Regions from separate parts of the Homo sapiens genome. Here regions 1 and 2 are each linked to region 3. A link is a loop called in an ENCODE intact Hi-C map of the cell type or tissue named here. Cell type or tissue: PC-9. All regions are shown on one strand.

Region 1 (8,000 bases), 250 kb after region 3:
TCACACCTGCTGACATCTGTCCACAGCTGTTCCAGCCCACTCACACCTACTCACCCCTGTGCCACCTGCCCACACCTGTTCCCATCTGCTCACACCTGCCCACACTGGCTCATACCTGCACACATATGTCCACACCTGTTCCAGCCTGCTCACATCTACTCACACCTGTTCCCACCTGCCCACACTGGCTCACACCTGCTCACATCTGTCCACACCTGTTCCAGCCTGCTCACACCTACTCACCCCTGTGCCACCTGCCCACGCTGGCTCACACCTGCACACATCTGTCCACACCTGTTCCAGCCTGCTCACATCTACTCACACCTGTTCCCACCTGCCCACACCTGTTCCCATCTGCTCACACCTGCCCACACTGGCTCACACCTTCACACATCTGTCCACACCTGTTCCAGCCTGCCCACACCTACTCACTCCTGTGCCACCTGCCCACACCTGCTCACACCTGTTCTCATCTGCTCACACCTGCCCACACTGGCTCACACCTGCACACATCTGTCCACACCTGTTCCAGCCTGCTCACATCTACTCACACCTGTTCCCACCTGCCCACACCTGCCCACACTGGCTCACACCTGCTGACATCTGTCCACACCTCTTCCCACCTGCTCAACCTTCTCACACCTGTTCCCACCTCCCCACACCTTTTTCCAAGATGAACTTTTGAATCATTTTTGGACGTTCCCCCCAAATACATTTCTGATTTGGTTGAAAAGTCACTAAATGTATAAATAAATTTGCTGAGAACTGACATCTTTATGGTGTCAAATATTTTCACCCAGGTCCTGCACATTTTTTCCATTAATTTATGTGTGTGTATTCACATTCTTGTCACTACTGGACTGACATGTAAAAACAGGATGAAACACCTTTGGCTGTTGTGTGTTTCTTTTGTAATCTTCTACCTTGCAGAACTCTAAATCCTATTATTCAAATACATTTCCAGTTCAACCTCTCGCATTTTGCAAGGAATTTTTGTTCTGTTTTGTTTTGTTTTGGAGACTGAGTCTTGCTCAGTCACCCAGGCTGGAGTGCAGTGGTGCGATTTTGGCTCACTGCAACCTCCAACTCCCAGGTTCAAGCAATTCTGCTGCCTCAGCCTCCCGAGTAGCTGAGATTACAGGTGCGAACCACGCCCGGCTAATTTTTGTATTTTAGTAGAGATGGGGTTTTGCCATGGTGGCCAGGCTTGTCTCGAACTCCTGACCTCAAGTGATCTGCCCACCTCGGCCTCCCAAAGTGCTGGGGTTACAGGCGTGAGCCACCGCACCCGGCGTGCAAGGAATTTTTTTAACCTGTAAGTAATGATATCGTTGTCCTTTTTTGTCATTTTTACCTCTTCTGTTTTCTTTTCACCCCTTTGTTCTTGTTTTGGAATTTCCTAGAAATTCCAGGGCGATATCCAGGGCTGTGTTGCTGGTGGAACTGAGTGTGTGGCCTGGACCCAAGTGAGGGTGGTTCTGGTGTCTCCGGGAAGCACTGTGCCGCCTGGGGAGTTGAAGTGCTGCCTCTTGCTCTACCCCATGAGGCCGACCCTGGACGCCTCCCCTGAGACCCGGAGGCGGCTTGGGACGGACTTGAGGAGGAAGGAGGTCCCACAACTCAGATCCTCTCACCTCCCGGCCTTCCGCCTCCCCTGTTCAGGCTCCTCAAGTGAGAGCTCCTCCGGACTCCTGCCCCAAAGGCAGCCTGTCCCCAGCTTTCATTTCCAAATGCCCCAATATCTGCCATTCAGCCACACCCTCTGCCCACCCTGTCCCTGGGTTTGAGGCTGCCAGAAATTTGGGAGGCCCTGGAGCCCCTTAGAAGCCTCTAGCCATGCTGAGTCAGCCTGAACGATGGGGCTCACTGCGGCCACTGCCCACCTTGGCCTCCCGTGGACAGTGGCTGCATGTGTCCCGGGAGGACTGTGGTGAATGCCTCCCGAAGACAGGACTGGAGACACAGGAGGCCCAACGGGCTCTGATCGTCTGACGCCTCCGCAGGAGAGAAAGGTTGTAAGAATCCAGGTTCTTTTATGAAATGCTAAAGACAGAAAAATGCCGCCTGGCTCCCGTAAGTTCTCCACGTTGAGCAGTGGATGGGAAGAAGGACAAGGGCTGTGGACGCCGAGTGGCTGAGGACAGGGGAGAGGTGCACCGGCCACGCGCGTCCCTCAGTGGGGAGATGGCTGCAGACATCAGGAGGCTGAGCACAGGCTAACCGCTGTTCCTGCTTTATCCTCCTCTCCAGGTCTTAAATTCTGCTTCTATCACTTTCTTGTTTCAAGACGGTTTTTCCTCCCATCTTGATCTGAGTACTCCTTCATGCTTTTTGTTTATCTTGCTAAATGGAGAAAACAGTGAAGCTTATACAGTTTCCCCTGAAAACAGCCTTGGCCTCTTGGTGTCATTGTTTTCCACTGTTTGTAATGACAACTTTAATCTCTTTGACTAACAACCTACTTATAGCCCCTAATTTTTTCAGTTGTCAGTTTGCAAAATTGAGGTCTGATCTGCAAACAGTAAGACTCGCCACTTTTCCTGCAAGTTCTGTGGGGGACTGACTGCAAGGGCCAGGAGGGTGGTCTGGCCCCATGCAGGCACCTCCGCCTTCATTCTGCAGCCAGGTCAGAGGGACTCAGGGGTCACCTCCAGGGGTCACCCGCACCTGGGCTCCCATGACTTCACTCCCACCTGCTGTCAGATCCCTGGGGTCTCACCACAGACCTGGAGGCCCTCCTGGGGGAGCCTCAACAAGGTAGGTGACCAGGGAACGGGAGAGCCTTTGGGAGTGAGGAGTGATGGAAGTGCAGTGGGGAGCAGAGACAGAGACAGAGAAAGAGAGGGAGAGAGAGACACAGAGAGGGAGGGAGAGAGACAGGGAGAGTGATAGAGACAGAGAAAGATGGAGACAGAGAGAGGGAGGGACAGAGAGAGGGAGGGAGAAAAACAGACAGAGAGAAGACACAGGATGAGTGATAGAGACAGAAAGACAGAGACAGAGAGAGGGAGGGAGAGACAGAGAGAGACAGGAAGGGAGAGAGAGAGAGAGAGACAGAGATGGGTGGAGGCAAGGGGCAGGAGAGAGGATGTTAACCCTTTCTCCCCACCATTTACTGAACTGTACGTTGGACGATGGGACGCCTCCTCCCCCTACCCCGTGACGGGGTCCTGGAGGGGCAGACTTTGGAGAGGAGCTGCTGAAGGGTGGTGGGAGAGCAGGCAGGGTGCCACCACAGCGCCACAGCGACACTGCTGCTGGGGGCTGGGTTCCATTCCCTCTGCCTCGAGATCATGGGGGGTACTTGGATTATTGTTCAGCAAACACCTGCTCTCTTCCCCCTCCACCCCTCCGAGGACACAAGCATGCTCTGCTCTGGATCAACAGTGGATCAATAATGGATTTCAAGCAGGCTGGGCTTGGCCTCTGCTGTCACTGTAAGAAACACACCCCAGGGGCCAGGCGCGATGGCTCACGCCTGTAATCCCAGCACTTTGGGAGGCCGAGGCGGGCGGATCACAAGGTCAGGAGATCGAGACCATCCTGGCTAAAACAGTGAAACCCCGCCTCTACCAAAAATACAAAAAATTAGCCGGGCGTGGTGGCGGGCACCTGTAGTCCCAGCTACTCAGGAGGCTGAGCCAGGAGAATGGCGTGAACCCAGGAGGCAGAGCTTGCAGTGAGCCGAGATTGCGCCACTGCACTCCAGCCTGGGTGACAGAGCGAGACTCCGTCTCAAAAAAAAAAGAAGAAAAGAAAAGAAACACATCCCAGGTAAGGCTGCCGGCCCCTGGAGGGTGAGAGACCTGGAGAGAGGTCTCAGCCCAGAGCACGGCCCAGAAGGGCCGATAAGCCTAGACCAGCTGGCCCTGACAGTGAGCAGGGATAAGTAACTGCAGCTCGACTTGTTACGCAGTGTTACTGACCCAACAGCAGACTGATGCACTTGTCCTGCACCCCCTTGCCGAGGTAAATCCTCCCAGGGCCTCAGCCTCCTCACATCCGAAGTTGGGAGAACAATGGTGCCTCCGCCCCAGGACGGGCTCAAGGTTGAGATGACTCAGCGCAGGGGAATTCTCTGCACACCCTGTCCTCTGTGAATGCTGCTCTTGTTCCTGACTTCCAGGACCAGGCGAAGGTGGCCCAGCTCCCTCCCCGCAGCCTGTTCCATGGCCCACGGTGCTGGGCGTGAGACTGCTCCCTGGTTCTGTGGGCTGGGCCCTCCCTCTGGGCAGGTTCTGTGGTGGGAGAGACAACAGGCTCGCTTTGTAACTCCAGCTGCCAGGTGCACACCCACTGTGTCCTCCAGCCCAGGCGCTTCCTGAAACTCCCCCTTGGTGCTCTGCAGCTTGTTTGCAAAGGTGCTACTTCGCCTGCTGAAATAAAGTGTCCCATTCAGCTCTCTACTCCCGCGTGGTCTGTTGGTCCACGATTTGCCCTTTGTGAGCAGCTAGCTCAGTGGCGTTTCCTGGAGACAAAGGCCCAGGGTTGAGGGTGCCGTGGAGACAGCGCTACCTAAGGAAAGGCGCAGCTACAGGGCACAGCCCCTTGCTGGGGGCGGCCGCCGCAGGGCCGGGCATCTGCCGACCCTCAGCCAGGTCTGGGATCACCCTCACCAGGGCCAGGCCAGTGGGGGACCTGCGGCAGACCTATAGGAGTAGGAGCTGCTCCAGGGCCCCAGCCGTTGCCCGTCCACGGAGGTCACGTTCAGGCTAAGCTGGGCAGCCCGGCCTTGTGTTGCTGGCCCCCAGCCGAGGGAGGAGCTACGGGAGGGGTTGGGGTGAGGCTGTGGCTGGGATGTGCAGTGCCCAGCGACGGAGGGTGCTGGACATGTGCCCGGCTACTGGACAGCAGCCAGGGAGCAAGTCACAACAGAAGCCGAGGGGGAGGATCCTGCATCCCCACTGCTCCAGAAGGTGCATCCAGCTGGGGCGCCCTCACCGTGCGGACACAGGGGCTCCCAGCTTTCTGTGCACGCAAGGCCACAGCAGGAGCTTCCCGGGGTCTGCAGATGACCCAAAGCAGAGTTCATTTTCTTCCAGTACCCTCTCTGCTTCTAGAACCTTCCTCCAGCCCCATTCCAGCGCTCACTCTGGCCGAGACCCCTGCCCACTCACTGGTTGGTGGCCGGCCAGCCGCCCACCCCACGTCAGCAAAGCCAGCTGCCCGTGGCCCGAGGATGTGTCCTCGCCATGTTCCTACGGCCAGTCCTCCTGAGGCCACCGTGACCCCGAGGGGTCCCGTGACGGGACAGGCAGCTGACCCAGCACTGGCCACGCGGCCACCCACTGGAACAGGATGAGAGGAAGCTCCCGGGCAGCAGAAACCAAGCCACCCTCCCCTAGTCACCCCTGCATTTGTCATGTGCCTCCTGCATCTGAGGATGCCCTTCGAGGCCCTGGGGGTGGGGGGTGGGTGTGTCCTCTCTCAGACTAAGGAATCCGTGTCTAAGGTGCGGCTGCCCTTGGGATTTTGCAGGGTGGGTGACGTGCAAAGGGTGGGTGATGTGCACAGGGTTGGGCCTAGGGTAGAATTTGGGCTCTAGGGGACTCTGAACAGAGCGGAAACGTAACATCCAGACGTTCAGGGGCCTGGCTTTTGGGTGCAGCCTCCACCTGGCAGCAGGTTCTGTTCAGGGACAGGGGCTGAGAGCTGGCGCCTGCCCCAGCCTAGTGAGGATGCCAACGAAGGCAACTTCTGCTTTTCTTGAGGAAGAAACTTGGCTTTTGACTGGCCGGATTCAATGATTTTTCTTCCCTCCGAAACATTCCCTCCTGTCACTAGACTCTTTTCTTTTTGATATCTGTTTCTTTCTTTCTTTAACAATGAGCTCAGCACAAGGGGTGTGTTTGCCACCTGTCAGGAGGCAGCTAAGGGCTTATTGTAAGAACTTCTTTTCTTCCCATGGCAGCACTGGGGGAGAGGCCATGGCTGTCCCCATTTTATAGAGGAGCAAACCAAGGGCCACAGCCGTCGGTCACCTTGCTAGGAAGAAGAGGAGGGGAATTTAGGCCCAGCAAGCCGGTGAGCGGCTGGAGCTGTCAGCTTGGTGCTGGGCTGGGCGCCAGGAAGGCCTTGAGTGCTGGAGGGGCTCTCGGTGGCCTCAGAGTGTCTCTATAACCTCCCATTCCCACTCCTGTGCTCTGCAGTAAGCTCTGGGGCTCCCCACTGGGAGGGTGGCTGTGCTCCTGCCCCTTGGGGACTTCCTGGGGGCAGAGGTCTGAGCCATCTCCAGGGCCGGCCCCTGCAGCGCTCAGTTTAGGTGCGATACAAGGGTCTGGCTAGCCAGGTGTGGGGGCCGGTCACGGGCTGAGGGTTGAGGGAACCGTAACATTTCTGGACGCGTTTTTCTGTGGAGCAGGCAAGGTGGTCTGGTCAGGGTGGTGGTCTCCCCTGGGCCGTGGCAGGGGTATGGGGACACTGAACCACAGTCGTGGGGTCCACGGCCCAGTTCCAGTAGCCAATCAGGGGCACATGGTCCTGGTTCTTACCTTGGCTCATTGAGCAGCTGTGCCCAGTGCTGTGGGGTCAGGGGTGACATCCCAGATGGGTCTCCTGGATTTGGGCTGAAAGATCAGTCTTGGGGTACCCCCAGGGTCAGGGTGCTCAGAAACCCCCATGGTGGGCCTGGCCTGCCTTCCTGGCCTGCAGCCCTGCCTGATGCCAAAAGGTCACTGGGCCAGTCCTTGCCCACGGGCCCCTCCCCACGGTGAGACCTGCCCCACTTGAAACTTGCAAACATGGAAACTTGGCGATCTGACCCATGGCCTGGCCCAGCACTGCGACCTGATCCTGCGGCCCTGTGGGCCCCGGGCTCCCCATCGAGGTTGGGTTTCTAGGCTGCCTCAGCCTGTTCCAGCGAGAGGCGCTCGGGGTACGCTGGCCCAAGCCCCGCTGAGGTGCCTCCCAAGGAGGAGCCTGTGACCCTCAAGTGCAGGGGGTTGCAGATGCCCGTGAGCTCTGTCTCCCTCGTGAGTGGCCTGGGCACTGCTGCACGCGGGTGGTGGGGGCTGTGGCCCACCAAGGATTCAGCCTGGTAAGCGGCAGTGGGTGGGAAGGATGGTGTGGGCTCACTTGAGGGTCATGGGAGTCCGAAAGACTGGGGGACAGACTCAGGCCCGGGGAAGTCACATCCACAGGGACATCAGGTGCCCCCCTTGGGCCACCAGGACCAGACACATAGCACCCTGGACTCTCATCTCACAGTGTGGATCTGTGCACACACAAACATAGACACAGATGCACACAGATAAACACACACAGAGATATACACAGAAATACACACAGACATGCAGATACACAGAGACACAGATGGAGACACACAAATATGGAGACACACACAGATACACACAGAAATAGACACAGATACACACAGACATACACAGACACACAGATATGGAGACACACACACCGACACACACACAGAAATACCGACACACACAGCCAGCTGCTCCACCTTTGTGACCCCACCACCTCCTCCAGGGGCCCACCCTGATTGACTGAGAAGCTTTTGCTCCTAATTTGCTGAAATGAAGCCACCAGCGCTGGGGGGAGTGTGGCCCCGTGTCCCTTGAGCTCCCCGTGTCCCTTGCGCTCCCCGTGCTGGCCTCAGAGACCACATGTTCTAGCTGCATGAACAGCCAGCACACGGATAAATCCGTCTCCAGAGGGTACTTTTCGTGCAGAGCCAGTCGGCTGGGCCCTTTTTCTCCCTGCAGGACACCCTGTGTCTCTGTGGGAGGAGGGCAGTGATGCGGAGTGGGGAGTCCTCCTCAATCAGATAACATTGTGTCTCCCAGACGAGAGGCCCATGAAGGTCAGGGAGGGCACAGGGCTCTCGGAGGGAGTGTCTGGGGCCAATGTCACAACCTCTGCTTCACGCCCTTTCCAGACACAAGCGCAGACACTGAGCAAGGAGGAAGGAAGCTGAGACTCTGCGGGCCCGGGGACTGGCAGGAGCTCTTGTCCATGAGTTGAAGCTGTAGCACCAGGGTGGGGAC
Region 2 (8,000 bases), 450 kb before region 3:
TGGGGAGGAGACCACTACATCACCTCCCTGGCTTCCAGCATCCCGGGTTTGGTTTCTCTTCACCAATATCCTATAGCAGTGAGTCTTTCAAAAATAAACAGTTACAAGTCTAGATAGTTCGAGGAAACTCCATCATCCTTTTTGTATCCTAGTACGAGGTTTTGTCACTTCACTTAAGGGACCATGAACCACTCTGTGCGTGGATTAATTTGAAGTAGTGTTGAAAAATGGTGCAGTGGTGGGGGTATTCTGAAATTCTTTAAGATTAGGTAGCCGAAATGAAAATTTATTTCAATTTTCCATGGTTTCATGGTTAGAAAATAATATTAAGTAATGTATTGGAATTTCTTCTTCTTCTTTTTTTTCTTCCGCCCATCTTGTCACTGCAGTGGAGAAATTGAATAAACCTCATTTTTTTTTTTTTTTTTTTTAGCAGTAAGGCATATTTTTTTGTGTGCTTTGTTTACTGGTATCTGCTTATAGAGAATTTGCATTTCAATACAGAAGGACAGAAGAGAAAGGAAGCGCCCCCTGCAGAGAATGGTCACCGTGACGCTCTGTGCAATGGTGGCTCTCTGTGCAACCGTGGCGCTCTGTGCAACTGTGGCTCTCTGTGCACAGCCCTGGACTCACCTCCCCTGGCTGCCGCTCATCCTCATGGCCGCCCATTCTGTAGCCTTGACAGTGCAGGTCTCCCCCTCCGTGCCTGGTGTGTGTCAGCAGCCCATGAGGCAGGAGGCAGGGGACACGGCCAGTGAGTGGGAAGCTGGATTCCAGTCCCATCCCTGGGCCCTCCCGGGCCATGGCCACTAGGCTGGGCTGTGCATGTGTGCACCTTGCACAGTTTGTGTCTTGATTTTGTCTTTCCACGTTGTGAGTGTTTTTCTGTCCTTGGGGAGTCTCGTGAGTTCCATCACCCCGGCCTTTCTCAGGGGAGGTTGAAGTGCTCCACTAGAAACATTCTCACACGGAATTGAGGTTCTTGGGAAAAATAATCCAGATTAAATAAAAGTCTTTTAAAATGTGCAGAATTTTAGGAAGTACTTTTTCACTTAGGAAGCTCTCGGATTTCTTATAGTGGACTGGCTCTTAATCATTTTATTCAGTGTTACTCTGAGAACGTATTTACGGAACATAGCATGAGGCGTGTGAGTTGAAAGAATTTTCTGAGTGGTCAAACCTTAGACTTAAAAAAACTTTTTAATTTTAATTTTTGTGGGTACATAGTAGGTGTATCCCGGCTTCACGCCATTCTCCTGCCTCAGCCTCCCGAGTACCTGGGACTACAGGCGCGTGCCACCATGCCCCGCTAATTTTTTTGTATTTTTAATAGAGATGGGGTTTCACTGTGTTAGCCAGGATGGTCTCAATCTCCTGACCTCATGATCCGCCCGTCTCGGCTTCCCAAAGTGCTGGGATTACAGGCGTGAGCCACCATGCCCGGCTGATAATAACTTTCTAATGAAAACTTTTCCTGAAATGTAGCATGTGTTTCCTGTCTTCTGGACAGTAGACCTCACGTAGTTTTGCCTGTTCTTGCGGATGCGTTTTTATCAGTAATGTCCTGTATTGTACGTTCCAGTCATCACCGTCTGCAGAGCATATTGATGTGGACTGCAGTGGCTTGTTTCCAAAGGACAGCACAGCTGCCCCTCCATACTCAATGGGGAGGGATTCCAGGACCCCCCTTGGCTATCAAAATCCTCCGTAGCCCAAGTCCCCTTTATAAAAGGGTATAGTGTTTGCACGTAACCTGCGTACATTCTCCTTCATGCTCTAAATCATTTCTAGATTACTTATAAGACTAAATACAATGTGAATGCTATGGAAATAGTTGTTCTATATTTTTTGAAATTTTTATTATTTTTTATTGTTGTTTTTCCCAAATACTTTCAGTTTGTGTTTGGTTGAGTCAGTGGACGTGGCGCCCGTGGCTGTGGGGGCGGCTGTGCTTGTCGTTTTGACTGAGTACGTTTGTTTATTCAGCGCCTCCTGTTTGCCAGGCCCTGCCTCGGCTCTGCAGGTGCAGTGAATAGAACACACGTCTTCCCCACAGGAAAGGCTCTTCCACATTTGAGCCCCAGCACCTCATGAAGCTGGCGCAGCAGGGTGAAGCTGGGGTTGGAGGGACTCAAGTGGTCTCGGAGCCAGTGGGTGATGCCACAGAGACCCCAAAGCCCTCGGCCCCTGCCCTGCACTTTCCCCGGTTGGAGGGACTCACGCAGTCTGGGAGCCAGTGGGGTGATGCCACAGAGACCCCAAAGCCCTCGGCCCCTGCCCTGCACTTTCCCCTGAGCTGTGGGCCGGCTGTGACCAGGAAGTCTCCAGGGTGGTGGACATTCATGTGTCAAGTGAAACAGTCTCGGCACACTTGGGCATGCTCTTCTGTGTCTGTCGTGGTTTGTCACTCACATTCCTGGTTCCCCCATAGTACTGAGATGATGAGGAACGTGGAGCTGGCCCCGGAAGTGGATGTCGGCACCCTGGAGCCATTGCTTTCTCCACACGTGGTCTCTGAGCTGCTTGACACGTACATGTCCACGCTCACTGTGAGTAGGGCTGGCCTGCGTGCCACAGACCACCGTGCTGGTTATATGAGTAACTAGGGCTTGGCAGCAGGCAGGAGGCAGGGGGGAAATGCCTTAGCGTTGACTTCCTAGGATGCATTGCTCAGTTGCCCGGGCTCTGCTTCCAGGCCTTGACAGGTCAGTTTGCTAGAAGAGGAGAATGGCCCCTTCTCTGGGCCTGGATCTGAAGCTTGTCCTCTGCTGGAGACGTGAGCCTGTGCCCTACTCGGCAGGCTGGCCAGGGCCCAGAACGTCTGAACCGTGTGTGGCAGCACCTGCCAGGCTCTCGGCTCTGAGTCCCATGGTTGGGGGGGTCCGTCAAGGACCAAAGGGCGAGTCCATTTGCAGCCTGGTGACCACCAGGTGGTCTCAGAGTGAGAAGAGGAGGTCAGCAGGGTCTGCTTCTTAGACAAGGGTGCGTCCACCTAGCAAGGCAGCATTATGACCAGAAGCCGAGGTGTCCTCAGGAGCTGGGGAAGGAGCGCTGTCTTCTCTTGGGACGTGAGCTGCTGTGGTTGCTGAGTCTGGGCATGGGAACAGGCCTGACCGGACCTGGTCGGCCTCATTCTCTGTGCACCTGGGATTCAGCGGCCTTGTCCTCCAGCATGAGGTGCAGCCAAAAGGGCATCTAGTTTCTTCTCCCTCTTTATCTGTACCAAGGGTTCCAGTTAAACCCCTGCGGGCTGCTGTGGTCACTGCCTCCCATGGGGGTGGCTCCTGGGTCCCTGCTCTGGAGTCCTCATTTGAGAAAGAGGACGCTGGTGCCCTGTGTCTGGTTTGTGGAGCTTGTGCATGCAACTGACCAGGTAATTGGCATGACCCTCAGGCACCTGCTCTTCTCTCTTCTCTTCTCCATGATGCTGAACTTTCTTTAGTCAAACATCATCGCCTGGCTGCGGAAAGCGCTGGAGACAGACAAGAAAGACTGGGTCAAAGAGACAGAGCCAGAAGCCGACCAGGACGGGTACTACCAGACCACACTCCCTGCCATTGTCTTCCAGGTACCACCTGCAGGGGACTGGCACAGTTCCGTTTCCTAGGTGGATAGTGGGACCTGTAGGTTTTACAAAGTGACACAGATACCTGGGATCTTCATCCACAGAGTGTAGTAAAAATATTGAGAGCCCTGCCTGGTGCATCTAAGTCCTCTCCTCTCTCTGTCTCTTACTCTCTGGAGCTGCAGAAACCTGGGATGATACTTACCAAATAGTTTTGCCCAAGGTCACTTTACTTTTCTGACCTGGTCTTTATGGGTTTGGACTACAGCCTAATTGTATGTTATTTATGTGCGACTTTCAAATGTGAGTTTGTTTGGTCGATATCCAGGATTTGTCCTAAAAAATGGCACATGATTGAGTTTAAACAGGTGGATTTTGGGAGCGTCCATTATTTTTTTTGAGACGGAGTCTCACTCTGTTGCCCAGGCTGGAGTGCGGTAGCACAATCTTGGCTTACTGCAATCTCTACCTCCTGGGTCAAGGCGTCCATTAGCTTTTAAAGTTGCTTTCCTGTTCATTGGTTAAGGTTCTAAGTATTAGACCGACCTGCATTTTTACCACGGATTCACTTTCCAACGCCCAAGCCTCACTAGGTGTTAGAACCGGTGTGTTCTTACCACGGATTCACTTTCCAGTGTCCGACCGCCCTGTGTCCCGTTTTTCCTGCTCTTTTTTTCTTTTGGCACATCATGTGTTTTAATTTGAGTGGCATTGCTGAGGGATGGAGCCCCGTTGTGTTAGAATCCTCACTCAGGACTCTAGTTAGGCAGGAGTGAGGGCTGGCGGGTGACATTTCTCTCTGAATGATACCGTTAGTTATTGACAGGCTAGTCCAAACCCTTTCCTTTGTTTGGAAACAGATGCCGTGAGAAACTGTGAGGAGAGCTCTGTCCCCTTGCCCTTCCTCTGCCTGGGTCAGCTCCTGGCAGGGCCTGGCACACCCCAGGTCCAGATTCTTAGGAACTCTGCATCATGACAGTCATGGGGCCAGGGAGGGTGAGTCAGGTGCCTGAGGGGCGCCATCCCGGGTGGGGCCTCACTCCACACATTAAAACTCCAGTCACGTAGTGTGAGGACAGACATGGCCCCCGTGGGAGAAACCAGTTTGCCAGGAATTAAGAAATGAGTCACTTGGTACTTTCCCAGGTGAGAAAGTTGTTTTTTTTTTTTTTAAACTAACTTTGTTATTTTTCACGTGGTTTCATTTTTTTTTTCTCTGAATTTGGACTATCCTAAATGCCAGTTAGCAGATGGAGGTTTCATATAACAGCAAACCTGCACTCTTAGTATACTCCTGTAAGATTATACCAGAATTCATAAGTTCTCTGATTTTTAGATGTTTGAACAGAATCTTCAAGTTGCTGCTCAGATAAGTGAAGATTTGAAAACAAAGGTACTAGTTTTATGTCTTCAGCAGATGAATTCTTTCCTAAGCAGGTATGTCTTTCTGCCAGTGTGCTAATGTACACATTGAATGTTTTTAAAAATTAGAAGCAAAAATTTTTTGATCCTACTATGCCTGTTACTAAGAAGAAATTAAGCCGGTAGATTCCCCACGTGTCACTCCTGTGTTCTTCAAAAGCAAAGGGAGGGAGCGGAGCTTCTGGATCATCTTCCCCTTGAGTGGACCACACACCCCCTTGGGCTCCCAGAGCTGATGTGTTGTGACGTCCTTAGCGATGCGCCGGATGACACCAACTCTGTTGGAGTCAGGCTCCTCCTGTTGCCTGTTCTGAACTTCCTTGGGGTGGGGGTGGCGACTCCTGCCGCAGTGCCTACTTCGTAGTGGGGAGGGCGTCCTCGGCTGAGCCGGCCCTCCTCAGAAGGGCTCCAGGCAGCCATGACCTGGCACGCCACCCTCCCCATGAGTTGTTGATAATTTTCAAACCTATACAGATGTGGAAAAGAGTTTAAAAAACTGTGTTCACCCATCGTGCAGTCCAGAAGCCATCCCCTCCAAAGCCCCCTTGCCTAATCTGTTCTCCCCTGCCCATTCCACTCTCTCTGCTGAAGTACCTTCAGGCAAACCCCGGGCGCTGTGGCATGGTATTTGCGACCCTCTCTGAAGCCACTGCAGTGCCATCAAGTCAGAGACACATGCACGGTGACTCCGTGGGGTCATCCGATGCCAAGTCTGCGTTTGGGTTGTATCTCAAGTGTGTCTTTTGATAGTTGTGAATCAGATTGGACTGCATCGCATGAGGGCTTAGGGTTCCTAGGCCTCTGGTAAGCCGAATAGCCCCTTCCCTCCTTCAGCTGCTGGCTTGTAGATCTCTGTAGAGAGATGTCCCTCAGCCTCCTCCTCAGTCTACTGTCAGCTCCCGAGCCAGATGCTGGCTCTGCAGGCTTGGATCCCACTTATTGGTGAGTGTGCCTTCCACGATGTGGCACATCAGGAGACATGGCGTCCATAGGTCCTGTCCTGGTGGCTTAGGTACTACAGCCACGCCGCCCACTCAGAGTTCCCATTTGCCATCCATCGATAGGGGTAATGCCCAAGTCCCCACTGGCCGCCCATCCACAGGGGTCACAGCTGAGTCCCCACTGGCCCTCTTCCATAGAGGTCTTAGCCGAGTCCCCACTGGCCAAGTCTTAGCCAAGTTCCCATTGGCCCTCTATCCATAGAGGTCTTAGCCAAGTCCCCACTGGCCAAGTCTTAGCCAAGTCCCCATTGGCCTTCTATCCACAGAGGCATGGCCAAATCCCTATTGGCCATCTGTCCATGGGGATCTTGGCCTGAGTTTGTTTCTTTGGAGGTCATTGTCATTTATGAGGTTAGATTCTTCTATAAAGAGACCGTTCCTTGATCACCCTCAGCTTTTTGATGACCTGAACCACACTTTGGACAGAAATGCTAACTTCTTTCCCTTTAATTGCCAGCTTTCAGTGTGCTCCTTTCTTAACATCTCTTAAAAATAGAAACGGTATTTGTTGTATGATTCTTCCACTCCCATAGGTGCTTGAGCATCCCCACAGTAAGTTTAAAAATAGAGCGTGTCACTACCTCTGTTTGTTTTCTTGACATTTCAAGTGTCTGTTTTTAATTGGATGATTTCAGGGACAGTTTCTGAAAGGGACATTTTACCTGACATTTGATGAGGTTCCTAACACTATGAGTTTCTAGGTGAAGTGTATAGTAAATAAAATAAATAAAATAAGATAATGCTTTCCCAATTCCTCACAATCAACTATGTAGTATATTTTTACAATCAGAATGCTGAACCATATTTTTTTTCCTTTTTTCAGTTATTATTTTTTACCAACTCCTCAAAATTTTTATATTTTTTAATTGTTTTTAAGAAACAAGGTCGGTCAGGCACGGTGGCTTACGCCTGTAATCCCAGCACTTTGGGAGGCTGAGGCGGGTGGATCATGAGGTCAGGAGTTCGAGACCAGCCTGGCCAATGTGGTGAAACCCTGTCTCTACTAAAAATACAAAAATTAGCTGGGCATGGTGGGGCACACCTGTAGTCCCACCTGCTCAGGAGGCTGAGGCAGGAGAATCACTTGAACCCAGGAGGTGGAGGTTGCAGTGAGCCAAGGTCTCACCACTGCACTCCAGCCTGGGTGACAGAGCAAGACTCTATCTCAAAAAAAAAAAAAGAGACAAGGTCTGATTAGGTTACCCCGACGGGTAGCTCACTGCAGCGCAGCCAGCAGCCTTTAACTCCTGGGCTCAGGTGGTCTCCCTGCCTCAGCCTCCTAATGAGCCATATTTTAAAGCCTGAGGTGAAGTTATTTTTTGATCCATTTAAAGTAATCAACCTCTCTGTCCTTCCATTAGTCTGGATCGTCTAAAGATTGTTTTATTTTTAGAGGCTCATCCGGTCAGATGTTAGTGATGTGAAATTTCAGGCCAGGCGTGACGTCAGCGTGGCATTTGAAACAGCTCCATGTTGCCCTTAGTGCTGTCTGACCGAAGCCTGTCTGTCCTCAGATATAAAGATGAAGCGCAGCTGTATAAAGAAGAGCACCTGAGGAATCGGCAGCACCCTCACTGCTACGTTCAGTACATGATCGCCATCATCAACAACTGCCAGACCTTCAAGTGAGTGTGGCCGGGCGCTGTGGCGGGGGAGCGGTGGAGGCCGGCCTGCCCAGCCGCTGTGTTGAACCTGAACCCTTTCCTTGCAGGGAATCCATAGTCAGTTTAAAAAGAAAGTATTTAAAGAATGAAGTGGAAGAGGGTGTGTCTCCGAGCCAGCCCAGCATGGACGGGATTTTAGACGCCATCGCGAAGGAGGGCTGCAGCGGTTTGCTGGAGGAGGTCTTCCTGGACCTGGAGGTGGGCCTGGCTCTTTCCTCCTGCCGTTTTCTGGGCCGAAGCCCAGTGCTTCCTCACTGCCCTCTGGGACACAGGCTGTGAACTGTACCGTGCGGATGCCGTCTGGGGAGCCGGGCTGTGCACTTGCATTCCGGTCAGATCGCTTAAAGC
Region 3 (8,000 bases):
TGTGCAACCCTAGATCTTAGTGCCCAGCTCTTTCACCGGAAAGTGCATTTGGCATTGAGTATCGACTCCTTTTCCACATTGGAAGCAGCATATCACAAATGCTTTTTAAAGAAATTGTTTTTAGTGTGTTAAAAATGTAATAGAAGGCCAGGCGCGGTGGCTCACACCTGTAATCCCAGCACTTTGGGAGGCCGAGGCAGGCGGATCACAAGGTCAGTAGATTGAGACCATCCTGGCTGACACGGTGAAACCCTGTCTCTACTAAAAATACAAAAAATTAGCTGGGCATGATGGCGGGCGCCTGTAGTCCCAGCTACTCTGGAGGCTGAGGCAGGAGAATGGTGTGAACCCGGGAGGCAGAACTTGCAGTGAGCCGAGATCATGCCACTGCACTCCAGCCTGGGTGACAGAGCAAGACTCCGTCTCAGAAAAAAAAAATGTGAAAGAAAACTCAGGCATGGTAAGCATTTTACGTAGCACAGAAAAGCATAAAATGAAGAACTGCTACGTTCAGGCCTTATCCCACCCACTTCTCTCCTATCCCACCCACTGTCAGCACCAACTAGTGCTGCTCGTAGGTGAATGGCTGTCCCCTGCTCGCCCTGCTGGCCCAGGACAGACAGCTTCGTGTGCAGATGGTCCACGTCTCCACAGCCCAGCCTCACAGGGCCAGGGCCTGTTGTCATTGTAGCCCAAGTTTATCAAGCTTAAGGAGCGACAGCTGCTGGCCCAACTCCCAAGGAAGTGATGGGCGAGCCAGAACCTGCCTGTCCCTGTGTGGTGCTCAGCCAGGACTCAGGTTCCTTCTGTGAAATGTTCTTTCTGTCCTCAGGGTGCCTGGGGAGTCCCTGGCATTCTCAGAAGCTGGATTGTTGAGTGTGGGGTGACAGCAGACTGAACTGTGCAGAGGAACGTTTTGTCCAGGCCATCACCACTGTCTCACCACAGAGAGCGTATCTGGCTTCCTGAGAAGCGCTCGTTTTGGGGTCAGCTGCAGGAATGTGTGCCAAGACCAGCTCGGTCGGGGAGACCCTAACCCAGCGGCGCTAGAGGAATTAAAGACACACACACACACAAATATAGAGGTGTGAAGTGGGAAGTAGGGGTCGCACAGCCTTCAGAGCTGAGAGCCCCGAACAGAGGTTTACCCACGTATTTATTAACAGCAAGCCAGTCATTAGCATTGTTTCTATAGATATTAAATTAACTAAAAGTATCCCTTACGGGAAACGAAGGGATAGGCCGAATTAAAGGAATAGGTGGGGCTAGTTAACTGCAGCAGGAGCATGTCCTTAAGGCACAGATCGCTCATGCTATTGTCTGTGGCTTAAGAACGCCTTTAAGCGGTTTTCCACCCTGGGCGGGCCAGGTGTCCCTTGCCCTCATTCTGGTAAACCGACAACCTTCTAGTGTGGGCGTTATGGCCATCATGAACATGTCACAGTGCTGCAGAGATTTTGTTATGGCCAGTTTTGGGGCCAGTTTATGGCCAGATTTTGGGGGGCTTGTCCCCAACAAGTGTGCAGGTCCTGGAGGGGGGCCTCCCCTGCCTCTGGCTTCCTTCTCCTCTTGTCCACTTCCTTCCCCACCTGGCTTGTCTCTCAGTCTACTGCAATCTGGCTCCTGCCCCCGCCGCAGCCCAGCAGCCCCGCATTCACATGAGTGTTCCCTTTTCTCTTTCTGGAACTTTGCACAGCGCTGACACCCTGATGGCCCCTTCCCTGAATCTCTTTGTGCCTCCCTCCCCGGCCTCCATTCTCCTGTCTCCCCGGTTTATGCTGCTGGCGTCTCTCCGCAGGGAGGGGTCTACACAGCCTGTCTGTGGCCTTCTCTCCTGGCGTGTGCCCCTTCAGCATAGCTCAGGGTTCTGTGGGGGGAATCCCAGACCTGCACATCCACCTGTGACCAGACATCAGGCTTAGATGCCCGGGATGCCAGGCACACTCCCACACTGCTCACTGGGCCCCAAATCCCTAACTTCCTGGGATTCCACACGACGCTGATGGCCTCGCTGTGCACCTGCCACTCAAACCAGAGGATGGAGGCCACCGTGACTTCTCCCTGTCAGTCACAAGGGGGTGTGGCTCAGGAAGAAACAAGGAGACACGCTTGCCTCTCTTGCCTTCATTCCCTCGTGCTTCTGGTTCCAGCCCCTCTCTAGAGGACTCTTTCTGTCCCCCACCAGTCCTGTCCACTCCCGCATCTCTGGATTGTCAGCCCCTGGGTCGTGATCTGCAGGCCTAGGCCTCCCTCTGGCCCTTCCTGCAGCCCCACCCTCCTGGTGCTGGACTGAGCAGCTGTGAGCTCACCCAACCTCTGTGCCTTGTTCCTCTGCCGGGGACCCACAGGCTCCCTGTCCTGCCTCTGCTTAGCTCACCCCGGCGCGCAGGCACAGGGCCTGCCCTCCCTTGGCCAGGGTCTAGGTGAAGTTGACCTTCCCCAGGCAGCAGTGGTAGCACTGCCACATGTGCAGCCACGCCCCCCAGGCCTGTGCAGCATGCTCCCTGGGGGCACCTTGTGCCCGCTCTGCTGGCTCATGCTGGGTCCTTGGGGGACATTGGTCAACAGACCAGACAACAGGGGCTCTCTCTATGGAGTTTAGACGCTAGAGGGGAGAGCAGATCATGAACATGGGAAGTAACCCAGCTCTAGAGTATGTCTAGGGATGATGAGTGGCCATGCCCAGGTGGTGGTGGGCACCAGAGCCCACGGTAGGTGGCACAATCAGGAACGCCATGCGAAAGTGAGATCCTTGCTAGGCCGGGCGCGGTGGCTTACGCCTGTAATCCCAGCACTTTGGGAGGCCGAGGCAGGCGGATCACGAGGTCAGGAGATCGAGACCATCCTGGCTAACACGGTGAAACCCCGTCTCCACTAAAAATACAAAAAATTAGCCGGGCACGGTGGCGGGCGCCTGTAGTCCCGGCTACTTGGGAGGCTGAGGCAGGAGAATGGTGTGAACCGGCGAGGCGGAGCTTGCAGTGAGCCGAGATAGCACCACTGCACTCCAGCCTGGGCGAAAGAGCGAGACTCTGTCTCAAAAAAAAAAAAAAAGGAAAGTGAGATCCTTGCCAAGGTTGAAGGCAGTGAGGGAATGAGCGAAGTGGGGCTGTAGAATTCCCAGAAGGCCAAGGAGCAGCGAGAGCAAAGGCTGGGGGGTCTGCGTGGCCTGTGTTGGCACAAGGCCACTTTCCTTCCTGTTGGCAGCCTGCTGGCCATCGTCCTGCCAACCTCCTTGCCAGATAGGGCAGGATAGAATTGGGTCACCGACAGCCGTGATGACTGTGGTGCTTGCTTCTCGGCCACAACAGGCATTCCAATGTTGTGATTCTGACCACTTCTAACATCACCGAGAAGATCGACGTGGCCTTCGTGGACAGGGCTGACATCAAGCAGTACATTGGGCCACCCTCTGCAGCAGCCATCTTCAAAATCTACCTCTCTTGTTTGGAAGAACTGATGAAGGTACCTTTATTTTTTTTTTCCTCTTGATACAAATGGATTTCTTATATGTTCTTAATTAATTAAGATAGCTTAAAATAAGCTCGTTCCAGTACGGAGGATTTCAACATATGCATTAACTCCCTTCTTAAATTGAAAACTAGTTTTGTATGTGACAGGTTGAGCTGATAGTTGAAACTAGGGCCACTGACTCAATATTTTTGTTCTTTTGGCACAATACAGTCATCATTGTTCATTATTTGAGGTACCAGTCAGTGTAGGGGACGTCAGTGACCGGCTGTGTTTACCTGGCTGGCTGCACAAACCTTAGTTCTCAGCTTACCCCGGGCTTTTCCAATGCCCTGCCTCTCGGGGGCCTGTATCCTTACCTGAAAGAGGAAACATCACGGGCGTAGTATGGGCCTGGTTTTGGTCACGGGGTCCACATGACGTCACGTTCTTGAGTCGCCTGTTGTGATGATAGGCAGGAACACTGTTGCCGTGGGCAGAGCGACGCGTGCGGGTTGTGTGTGTGAGTCAGGAAGGCCGTCGCCACGGGCAGAGCGACGCGTGCGGGGAGCGTGTGTGAGTCAGGAGGGCCGTCGCCACGGGCACAGTGACGTGCGGTGAGTGTGAGTCAGGAGGGCCGTCGCCACGGGCACAATGACATGTGCGGTGAGTGTGAGTCAGTAAGGCCGTCGCCATGGGCACAGTGACGCGTGTGGTGAGTGTGCGTGAGTCTGGAACGCCGTCGCCATGGGCAGTGACGCTGCGGTGTGTGTGAGTCAGGCTAGCAGGGACCTGCCCCATGCTTGTGTTTCTGCTGCTCTAGCCCCTGTGGGAACAGACCTGTCCCAGACAAATCATCCTGCAGGGGCCTTTGTTTAGGGTAGTTGGGCGGTAACCAAGCAAACCAGTGAATGGGGATTTAAACAGTGATGAGTTTAATGCAGTTGTTGCCACCTGCTGGTACCACAGAGTAGGGGTGTTAACAAGGATGGCACACCCTGCTGTGGTTGGGGACGGGAGAACTGGTCTCAGCCATGGACCCACTGGGCCTGCCCGGGTCAGCACTGTCCAGGCATGGTTTTCTTGGGGGTTGGGGAAAGGAGACGGAGCTCTGTGGAGCTTTGCCTGGAGAATGCCAGTGATCTGAAGACTGATTCTACAGCAGTTTTGCTGCCAAGGAGCCCCACGTGATAGCAGATCCTGCGAGGAAGTCGTGTGTGTTGGAGGTCCTCACGCACCTTCAGTGTGGGTTCCAGCCCTCGCAGTGTGACGTTTATACACTTGTACACTCGTGCTGTGAATCCAGGGGCTGTTTAAAGTGTTAGCTAAGAGGGATGGACTTTTTCTGGGACAGTGTAGGACAGGGGTAGTTTTTTGTTTGTTTGTTTATTTTGAGACACAGTCTCACTCTTACCTAGAGCTGGAGTACAGTGGTGCCATCGCAGCTCACTGCAACCTCCGCCTCCTGGGTTCAAGCGATTCTCGTGCCTCAGCTTCGTGAGTAGCTGGGATTACAGGTGCATGCCACCACACCTGGCTAATTTTTGTATTTTCAGTAGAGAAAGGGTTTCATCATGTTGGCCTGGCTGGTCTCAAACTCCTGACCTCAAGTGATCCGCCCACCTCAGCCTTCCAAAGTGCTGAGGTTACAGGCGTGAGCCACCGTGCCCAGTGATAGGGGTAGTTTCTTATTTTAGGCAGTTTATATGAAATTAAGACATGCAGATGTCACAGTGGATATTGAACTGGTCTCGAAAGCTCAATATCCCCCAAAGCACAAGCACAAACTGTCTTAATTTTGCTCACACCCCTCAACAAACCTCCAAAATGTTCAGACAATGCTATTTTCTTCCTTCTCCTTGTTCCTGAGTCAGAACGGTTCGTATTAGAATTCAGTCATAGTAAGTCAGTGTGCGCACCTGACTGTTGGCAAGGCTGCTTGGAAAAGCATGACTTCCAGACAAATGATCTCTGAGGGGAACTTCTGGTGCTCAGCTCCTCGGTCAGTCAGACACTGTCATGCTGCCAAACAAGCCTCACCTTTAAAACAGACAAACTAGGATCCTGCTTTGGAAGTCAGTGGAAGTCCTGGCTCTAAGTCCCAGCTCTGCCCACTGTGGGTTTTGACGTCTCCGAAGGTGGCATAACAGACTGGACTGGGTGCCTCCAGGTCCCTTCCCTTCCTGACACACAGGGAGGAAAAGTTTTGGCTCGAAACACAGAAGAGGCTATGTTGCTACTGGTTTCTGAGGCATGTTCCGTTATTTGTATTTGTTTGAAAAAGCAGAATGTGTACGCTGAGAGGCATGAGAGAGCGAGCTTGTTCCCTAGTGCAGCTGTGCATCTTGAGTCGTCACCGTCTGGATTTCTGTGAGACGTGGCGTGGTTGACATTTGACCTGCAGGTGCTGTCCCTCTTGCTGACGGTGCCTACGCTCAGGCCTCTGTGGACTCAGCTAACCGCCTGTACTTCTGTCTCCCCAGTGTCAGATCATATACCCTCGCCAGCAGCTGCTGACCCTCCGAGAGCTAGAGATGATTGGCTTCATTGAAAACAACGTGTCAAAATTGAGCCTTCTTTTGAATGACATTTCAAGGTGCAAATTGACCTCATTTTTGTAATCAAGAAGAATCCATTTGTGATATTAACTAGGGAGTCATTGTTTCCTTTGAGGAGACCAGGGAGGGCCCTGGGTGTGAACTCTCAACACAGTATAGGTATGAACATGCATGTACACACGTGTGTGTGTGTGTGTGTGTGCATGTGAGTAGAAACACGCAGCACAGCCACCTCCTTCCAAAGGAGATGTAACCCTTGCTCAGGGAGGGCGCTGGCTCACACTGGAAGCCTGCAACCCTACGGCTGACGACACTTACAAGGATTCGCAGAGTCCACAGAAAGGAAATGGCTTTGGGGGTCCAGGGAGGGTGGAAGGGAAGGTAGGAAAATCAAACGGTGCCTTGAAGGATAGAATTTGGTTCCAGCTGGAGAGAAATCAGGAAGGCTGCTGGAGCAGTGTGTTCAGGTGACCGTCTAGTGGGTTGCAGTGTGGAGGCTGGGGAGGTGCCGGAGAGGCGGGGGGTGGAATGGACAGAGCCTCGGGTTTCTGGCCAGAGTTTGAATTTTATTTTGAAGTTGGCAAGAATGTGGAAGGCTTTAAACAAGGGATAACATGAAGAATGTAGTATTTTTTAAGGATTTGGATTATCTGTTGAAGAGATTTAAATCAGTTAAGATGGGAACGAAGAACAGTTCAGAGACTTCTACAAAAATTGAAGATGTGAACCCACCCATTATTTGGGGACTCTGTGCCTACTGACCATGTGCCCGCTGCATCGTGCCTTACGCCTGGTGCTCCCAGGCAGGTGATGCCTTCCCTGAGCGCAAGGATGCTGGCCCTGGGGCAGAGGCTCCCGGGCAGGTGATGCCTTCCCTGAGCGCAAGGATGCTGGCCCTGGGGCAGAGGCTCCCAGGCAGGTGATGCATTCCCTGAGCGCAAGGATGCTGGCCCTGGGGCAGAGGCTCCCGGGCAGGTGATGCATTCCCTGAGCGCAAGGATGCTGGCCCTGGGGCAGAGGCTCCCGGGCAGGTGATGCCTTCCCTGAGCACAAGGATGCTGGCCCTGGGGCAGAGCACACAGGTGTGCCTTGGGTGTGCTTCAGAGCCGCGAGGACACTGCCTCCCAGAGCAGGAGCTGAGGATGGGGAGAGACCGGCCCCATACGAGAGGCCGGGGGCAAAGAGACATTCAGAGGGCAAGGCTCAGGAGACCAGTGAGGGGCAGGAAGTGCCCTGTGAACCCAGGGTGTGCTTGGGACGCCTCGGCTTGTGTTCCCAGGGATGCCTCGGCCAATGAGGAAAATTAGTCCTGAAACGTGTGATTGTATAAATTGCTGTCTCTGAACTGGGTTTTCTTTACACAGGAAGAGCGAGGGCCTCAGCGGCCGGGTCCTGAGAAAACTCCCCTTTCTGGCTCATGCGCTGTATGTCCAGGTGAGTCTCCACTGCTGTCCTCCAGCACCCGCCCTGTCCACAGGTCTCAGCCTCGCCGGAGATTCCGCTTAGTAGCCCTGGGGTATCAGCCTCATTTTATCTCAGTTTCTAAACCACAGGGTCCTGGGGCCGGAGGAGGAGCTGACCTTGGCACCGAAACACAGGGGCTGTCTTGAGTCCTTTGGGAGGAGGCGGCTGTGCCACATGCCTCTGCTCACACGCATGCATGCACACACATGCACGTCTGCCTCTGTGGTGTGCTGAGCTCGTGGCCAGGGCCCTCGCTGGCCTCACCAGAGGTTTGTGCTCTTTCAGTCTGGGTTCAGCTCACATAGAACAGTGACCTGGATCCACAGCCTCACCCACTGGGTGCTGGGCCTGTTGCAGATGCTTCGGCCTGGGGCACTCACCCCTCCCCTGCACTGTCCCCAGCAGCCGGTTGGGGTAAGGACTCAGTGTCTGGCAGAGCAGATACACTTACATCTGAGAAGAGAAAACCCCCATCTTGGAATGTTTCCTTTCAAATCAGAAGTGACTCAGGCTCTGTCTGATCAGTAG

What was found. A loop is a pair of places that touch in the nucleus more often than their neighbours do. Peaks named below come from ENCODE experiments on the same cell type or tissue, not always from the same donor. Only the 100,000 strongest peaks of a DNase experiment are listed, where the experiment ranks them.
Region 1: a loop joins it to region 3, with 2.9 times the contacts of the local background. A loop is called at or near these places in 74 of 110 quality-filtered maps.
Region 2: it touches region 3 in a loop (5-fold over the local background); 25 of 110 quality-filtered maps call a loop at or near these places.

The regions. Positions count from the first base shown.
Region 1 is chr5:1,157,285-1,165,284 of GRCh38, forward strand. No RefSeq gene overlaps it. Among named protein-coding and RNA genes, the nearest start is that of TERLR1, 17 kb to the right of the region's middle. In PC-9, no CTCF peak of the experiment used is centred here; a DNase peak (open chromatin) is centred at 4,087; H3K27me3 peaks cover 480 bases.
Region 2 is chr5:454,458-462,457 of GRCh38, forward strand. EXOC3 (exocyst complex component 3) reads left to right here. Exons shown (of 13, transcript NM_007277.5): 5 at 2,432-2,549; 6 at 3,443-3,568; 7 at 4,902-5,002; 8 at 7,503-7,613; 9 at 7,700-7,850. Among named protein-coding and RNA genes, the nearest start is that of SLC9A3-OT1, 15 kb to the right of the region's middle. RefSeq lists enhancers at 3,843-4,012, 4,070-5,269, 4,648-4,747, 4,768-4,877. In PC-9, no CTCF peak of the experiment used is centred here; a DNase peak (open chromatin) is centred at 4,574; H3K27ac peaks cover 3,121 bases.
Region 3 is chr5:908,532-916,531 of GRCh38, forward strand. TRIP13 (thyroid hormone receptor interactor 13) reads left to right here. Exons shown (of 13, transcript NM_004237.4): 10 at 3,312-3,465; 11 at 5,934-6,046; 12 at 7,373-7,442. Among named protein-coding and RNA genes, the nearest start is that of TRIP13, 20 kb to the left of the region's middle. In PC-9, CTCF peaks have their summits at 4,413 (motif pointing left) and 4,618; a DNase peak (open chromatin) is centred at 4,180; H3K4me3 peaks cover 1,204 bases; H3K27ac peaks cover 1,897 bases.